Linked DNA regions of Homo sapiens: region 1 is linked to region 2. Evidence: chromatin loops called from intact Hi-C (ENCODE). Cell type or tissue: Panc1. All regions are shown on one strand. Links, peaks and the distances in the headings refer to the core of each region. The heading gives the core; the rest is flanking DNA. Region 1 overlaps JHY (junctional cadherin complex regulator). Region 2 has its middle 35 kb from the start of SNORD14E.

Region 1 (2,920 bases), core at 319-2,818, 110 kb after region 2:
CAGGCGTGCCCCATCATGGCCAGCTAACTTTTGCATTTTTTGGTGGAGACGAGGTTGAGCTAATACGGGCTATGCTGAAGAGCCAGGATTTAATCCATGATTGACTCTCAAATCAGTATTTTGTTTTGGTTTTAGTTTTTCTCCAATATTTCGTTGTTCCCTAGCAAAAATGCTGCTACCAGGGATGGGGCCAACCAAAGCTCTTCCTCTAGATCTTGCATACTTTTCTCTTTCTTATCCATTCGCACCTCCACTTGAATGATACGTCCTCAGAGAGACCTTCCCCAAGCACCTGGCTAGACATCCCAGTTTAACCTTTTTTTTTTTTTTTTTGAGATGGAGTCTCACTCTGTCACCTAGGCTGGAGTGCAGTGGCGAGATCTCGGCTCACTGCAACCTCCGCCTCCCAGGTTCAAGTGATTCTCCTGCCTCAGCCTCTTGAGTAGGTGGGATTACAGGTGCGCACCACGAGGCCCAGCTAAGTTTTGTATTTTTAGTATAGACGGGGTTTCACCATGTTGTCCAGGCTGGTCTCCAACTCCTGACTTCAGGTGATCCGCCCACCCCAGCCTCCCAAAGTGCTGGGATTACAGGCATGAGCCACCATGCCCAACCCCCAGTTTACTTATTAAAGTCATCACTTTATTAAATAAAGGACTTTATTCTCTCTCATTACTTTGTCTCTTTTTTTTTTTTTTTTTTTTTTTTTTTTTTGAGACAGAGTTTCGCTCTTCTTGCCCTGGCTGGAGTGTAATGGCGCAATCTCAGTTCACCATAACCTCCACCTCCCGGGTTCAAGCGTATCTCCTGCCTCAGCCTCCTGAGTAGCTGGGATGACAGTCATGCACCACCACGCTCAGCTAATTTTGTATTTTTAGTAGAGATGGGGTTTCTCCATGTTGGTCAGGCTGGTCTCGAACTTCTGACCTCAGGTGATCTGCCTGCCTTGGCCTCCCAAAGTGCTAGGGTTATAGGAGTGAGCCACCACGCTCAGTCTCATCACTTTCTTAAATACAGTTTATTCAGTCTCTTTTGAGGTATTATCAGTATCTGAAATTATTTTGTTACATGGTTCTTATCTTTGCCGTATGACTGGAATGTAAACTCCTTCAAGATAGGTGCTCTGCCTCTCTTGTTTTCTGTTAATATCCCAGCATTGAGAGGAGTACCTCATATTTAATACATATTTGGTGCTCAATAAATATCTGTTGGCTGACTGACCTGCTGTCTCAGCAACAGCCACAAAGATGTGTTAATTGAAGGTAGGACTGTGAACTGTTTGTGACTTTATATTGTCTTGACTATAGGCCATTCAATAACCATATCACATTTGTAAACTATCTGTAATTTCTTTCCAAGAAATTACAAGGAAAAAGTCAAATAACATGTATAGAGCATTTCTAACTCTTTTCTGAACCCATACTAAATTTCACCTTCATCAGTCTTTAAAGTAACATTAGAATCAAGATAGAAAGGTAGTTGATTTTTCAAAACACAGTTTCCTTTAACGGTGGATTACAAATGGACTCAAAGTGGAATGAGTTTCAGACAAATACTTTAGGCTAGTGAACAAATCATGAATAAAAGTAAGAACTGATTATTCACCAGCAAAGTTACTGCCTGACCGTGATACTTAGGTGCCCTCTAGTGTGTGTTGGTTTTTACATCGGTTCCTCGCTTCACACATCATGTGATTAAGATTTTGTCATGTATTCAAAGGTGATTTTTCCAATGTATGTTAATGTACAATCAGCAGATCTATGCAAAATGGCAAAAAGACTATAGAACAATTGACTTTAAAAATCAATAGTTCTACCCTAAGCCATTAATTACAAGCATAAAATGCAATTTAGGAGGTTAGCAATCAGGGGTGTGAAGTTATAAGGGTTACTACAAAATTTATACTATAAATGTCTCCTCCTATTTTTGTTGCTATTTTTCCATTTTAATTTTTAAAAGATAATACATAAGTATGGTTCAAAATTAAGAGATTTGAAAAGGTACACAGTAAAAAGTTGTGCTCCCGCCCATTCCCCCTCCACCTCTTGCAATTAACTGCTTTTGTAGCCGTCCACAATTTCTTATGCGTGCCATGAAAATACAATATATATTTTTATTCCTTTCCACTGTTTTTTGGTTTTTTTTTTTGGAGACAAGAATCTCACTCTGTCGCCCAGGCTGGAGTGCAGTGGTGCGATCTTGGCTCACGGAAACCCTGCCTCCCGAGCTCAGACAATTCTCATGGGCTTCCCGAGTAGCTGGGATTAGAGGCACCCGTCACGATGCCCGGCTAATTTTTGTATTTTTTAGTAGAGACAGGGTTTCACATGTTGGTCAGGCGGGTCTCAAACTTGTGACCTCAAGTGATCCACCTGCCTTGGCCTCCCAAAGTCCTGGGATTACAGGCATGAGCCACCACACCTGGCCCCTCTCCACTTTTAACATACTGCACCTTGAATTTCTTTCTTAATAAGAAATCCTGGTAAGTTATCCCTCATAGTTCATGGAAAGTGTCCTTATTTTTTTTTTAACAGCTGCAGTGTACTCTACCGTATGGATGTACCATAACTTATTTACTCCCCAAATGACAGATATTTGGGTGGCTTCCAATCTTTTGCTATTACAAATAAGGCTGAAATGAACAATTTTGTACAGATGTGATTTCAAAACTGCACACGAATATCTAGGATAAATTACTAGGTGCAAAATGTGTTGGGTCAAATAAAAATAATGTCAAACACTTTTATACTTATATGTATACCTATATACTTGCTATGGGCCAGTCACTGATCTTAGCACGCTCTATACATTTATTTATTTATTTATTTAATTTATTTTTTTGAGATGGAGTCTTGCTCTGTCACCCAGGCTGGAGTGCAGTGGCGCAATCTTGGCTCACTGCAACCTCTGCCTCCTGGGT
Region 2 (2,920 bases), core at 316-2,815:
AGTTTGAGATCAGCCTGGCCAGCATAGTGAAACCCTGTCTCTACTAAAAATACAAAAATTAGCCGGGCGTGTTGGCGCACTCCTGTAGTCCCAGCTACTTGGGAGGCTGAGGCAGGAGAATTGCTTGAACTCGGGAGATGGAGGTTGTGGTGAGCTGAGATCTCACCACTACACTCTAGCCTGGGCAAAAGAGAGACTCTGTCTGAAAAAAGAAAAAACAAAAAACAAAAAACAAAAAAAACCTATTATTTTATATTGATACCTCCAGTTCCATTCCAGCTCTCAGGGTTCATTCTATTATTTCCCTTTCTTGTTTTTAATTCCTTTCTCTGACAGTAAAAAATTCGGTGGTTATTATTCACAATGTATTTACTTATTTGTTCAACACTAGATTACACATAAAACAGTTTTAGAATTTCCAACCTACAGCCTTGTGAAAAACAAATTTATTAAATACAGTAAAATTTGTGTGCTCTTTGCGTTTAGAGTACATAGTTAAATAACAGTCCAAAGTTACTTAATTCTTTTTTCTCACCTCTTTTATTGTGGTTATGTTATAAACCTGTAATAAATTGAATGCATTTTTTTTTCTTTTGAGACGGAGTTTCGCTCTTGTTGCCCAGGCTGGAGTGCAATGGCGCGATTTCGGCTCACCGCAACCTCCGCCTCATGGGTTCAAGCGATTCTCCTGCCTCAGCCTCCCGAGTAGCTGGGATTACAAGCATGTACCACCACGCCTAGCTAATTTTGTATTTTCAGTAGAGATGGTGTTTCTCCATGTTCAATGAATATTTTAAAACATAAATAGTATTTGTAAAAATATATTGAAAAACACCATATATATGGAACTGTCTTGCAGACAACTTGAAGGCTTGGAGAAATATCTCCAGGCTAAGTACTCCCAAGCCTGTAGGAGGGTTAGAACCCTCATCTCTTCCTACCTTACTCCTTTCACCGGATGTCCTTATCTGTTTCTGTATCACCTGTTTCCTTAGTCCTGTGGGAAGACATTCTCACAAGTGCTTTAAAAGTCCTGAACTTCACTCTAACCCACCTCCACTGAAGTTTCCATTGGTTTGGCCGCAGGTCAAATAAAGCCTTTTTGTTCCTTTTTTTTTGAGACGGTGTCTCGCTCTGTCGCCCAGGCTGGAGGGCAGTGGCGCGATCTCGGCTCACTGCAACCTCCGCCTCCCAGGTTCAAGCAATTCTCCTGCCTCAGCCTCCCGAGTAGCTGGGACTACAGGCGCACGCCGCCACGCCCAGCTAATTTTTTGTATTTTGTTAGAGACGGGGTTTCACCGTGTTGTCCAGGCTGTTCCCGAACTCCTGAGCTCAGGCAATCCGCCCACCTCGGCCTCCCAAAGTGTTAGGATTACAGGCGTGAGCCACCGCGCCCGGCCTTTTTTGTTACTTTTAATACCACTTTTGTCGCTGGGGAGTTTTCTACGCTATCAGCCCTACCTGGATCAAAGATCTCACTGCAATCCCTTTTCCTTTTCGCTTGTGCTGAAGATGGCCACCAGGTGGCACTTTAGAGTCTCCTTCGGCCCCATTTTGAAAGTCAGCTGCTTGGATTCGGTTGACTTTAGAAAGCAACGTATTCATGAGATGGGAAGAGATATTCTAGTTGCTTTTTAATTTTAGTTAAGAAATTTCCTGCCATTTAGGTCCAAGCAAAATGAAAAAAAGGAAGCACATTTCAGCCTCTGTCCTCTTCTTTGCCTAGGAATCTTGAACTCCTTCCATCTTCCTTTATAAAACTTCTCTCAAGGAAAAACAAACATACATATTTGTTGATAGCCAAAGCGGGTTTATCTAAGAGTGACTGAGCTCCTTGGTCTATCAGCCTCTGCAAAAGAAGCTCAGACAGGACATCAAGAGGCTGGAATCCAGGTAGAAACTCCACCACTGACTCTCAGTACTTCCTTGAGTCATTTAGCTTTTTTGGAGCTTCAGTTTTCTTATGTGTAAAACAAACGGATTGAACTCCATGCTCTCAAACACAAATCCCTCAGATGCCAGGTGGATACCATAAATCTATGAAGAGGCTGAAGAGGGGTTTAGGACAACAGGATCTTGTATCGACTAAACTAGAATTACAAAATGCATGCTCTATGAAATGCATTCAAATTTAAATTTTTAAAAAAAGATTGAAAAGACCAAACAAAATACCTCTGGGCATTGAAAGTGTTCAGAAAGCTCCTAGTGTGCAGTTTGTAGACTGGAGAATCTTTATCACTGAGGTTTCTTTTCTTTTCTTTCTTCTTCCTTCTGTCTCACTCTGCACCCAGGCTGGAGTGCAGTGGTGCAATCTTGGCTCATTGCAGCCTTGATCTTCCAGGCTCAAGGGCTCCTCCTGCCTCAGTCTACCAAGTAGCTGGAACTACAGGCACGAGCCACCATGCCTGGCTAATTTTTGTGTTTGTTTTTTTTTGTTGTTGTTGTGTTGGATTTTCACAGTGTTGTCCAGGCTGGTCTCAAACTCCTGAGCTCAAGCAATCCATACGCCTCAGCCTCCCAAAGTGCTAGGATTACAGTTGTGAGCCACCGTGCACAGCCTCACTCATGCTCTTCTATCTGTTTGAAATATTAGCCACTACCCCTGTTCTCCATCACCTCTGCATAACTAAATCCTAATTTTTTTCTTACAAAACCCACTCAAATGCCACTTACTCAAGGATGTTTCCCTTGATTTGAGTCTTTCTAAATTAAAAGATTTTTTTCTTTCTTCTGAATTCCCCTCCTTTTGGCCCTTATTGCTTTTTTAACTGTATTATTTATGTGCTGGTCATCAGTCTTTCACTACATATTTACTTTTAAGATCCTTGAGAGCAGAGTCCATGTCTAATTAATTTTATGTCTCCAACATCTGGAAAATCAGCCAACAAATATTTATTGAGTACCTAGTTGATTCATGTTT

Evidence for each region. A loop is a pair of places that touch in the nucleus more often than their neighbours do. Peaks named below come from ENCODE experiments on the same cell type or tissue, not always from the same donor. Only the 100,000 strongest peaks of a DNase experiment are listed, where the experiment ranks them.
Region 1: a loop joins it to region 2, with 8 times the contacts of the local background. A loop is called at or near these places in 46 of 110 quality-filtered maps.

What each region holds. Positions count from the first base shown.
Region 1 is chr11:122,909,700-122,912,619 of GRCh38, reverse strand. All of the region lies in intron 3 of JHY (junctional cadherin complex regulator), which reads right to left. Among named protein-coding and RNA genes, the nearest start is that of JHY, 28 kb to the right of the region's middle. In Panc1, for the core only: a CTCF peak has its summit at 1,669 (motif pointing left); a DNase peak (open chromatin) is centred at 1,661.
Region 2 is chr11:123,021,908-123,024,827 of GRCh38, reverse strand. No RefSeq gene overlaps it. Among named protein-coding and RNA genes, the nearest start is that of SNORD14E, 35 kb to the left of the region's middle. In Panc1, for the core only: a CTCF peak has its summit at 1,514 (motif pointing right); a DNase peak (open chromatin) is centred at 1,554; H3K4me3 peaks cover 980 bases; H3K27ac peaks cover 505 bases.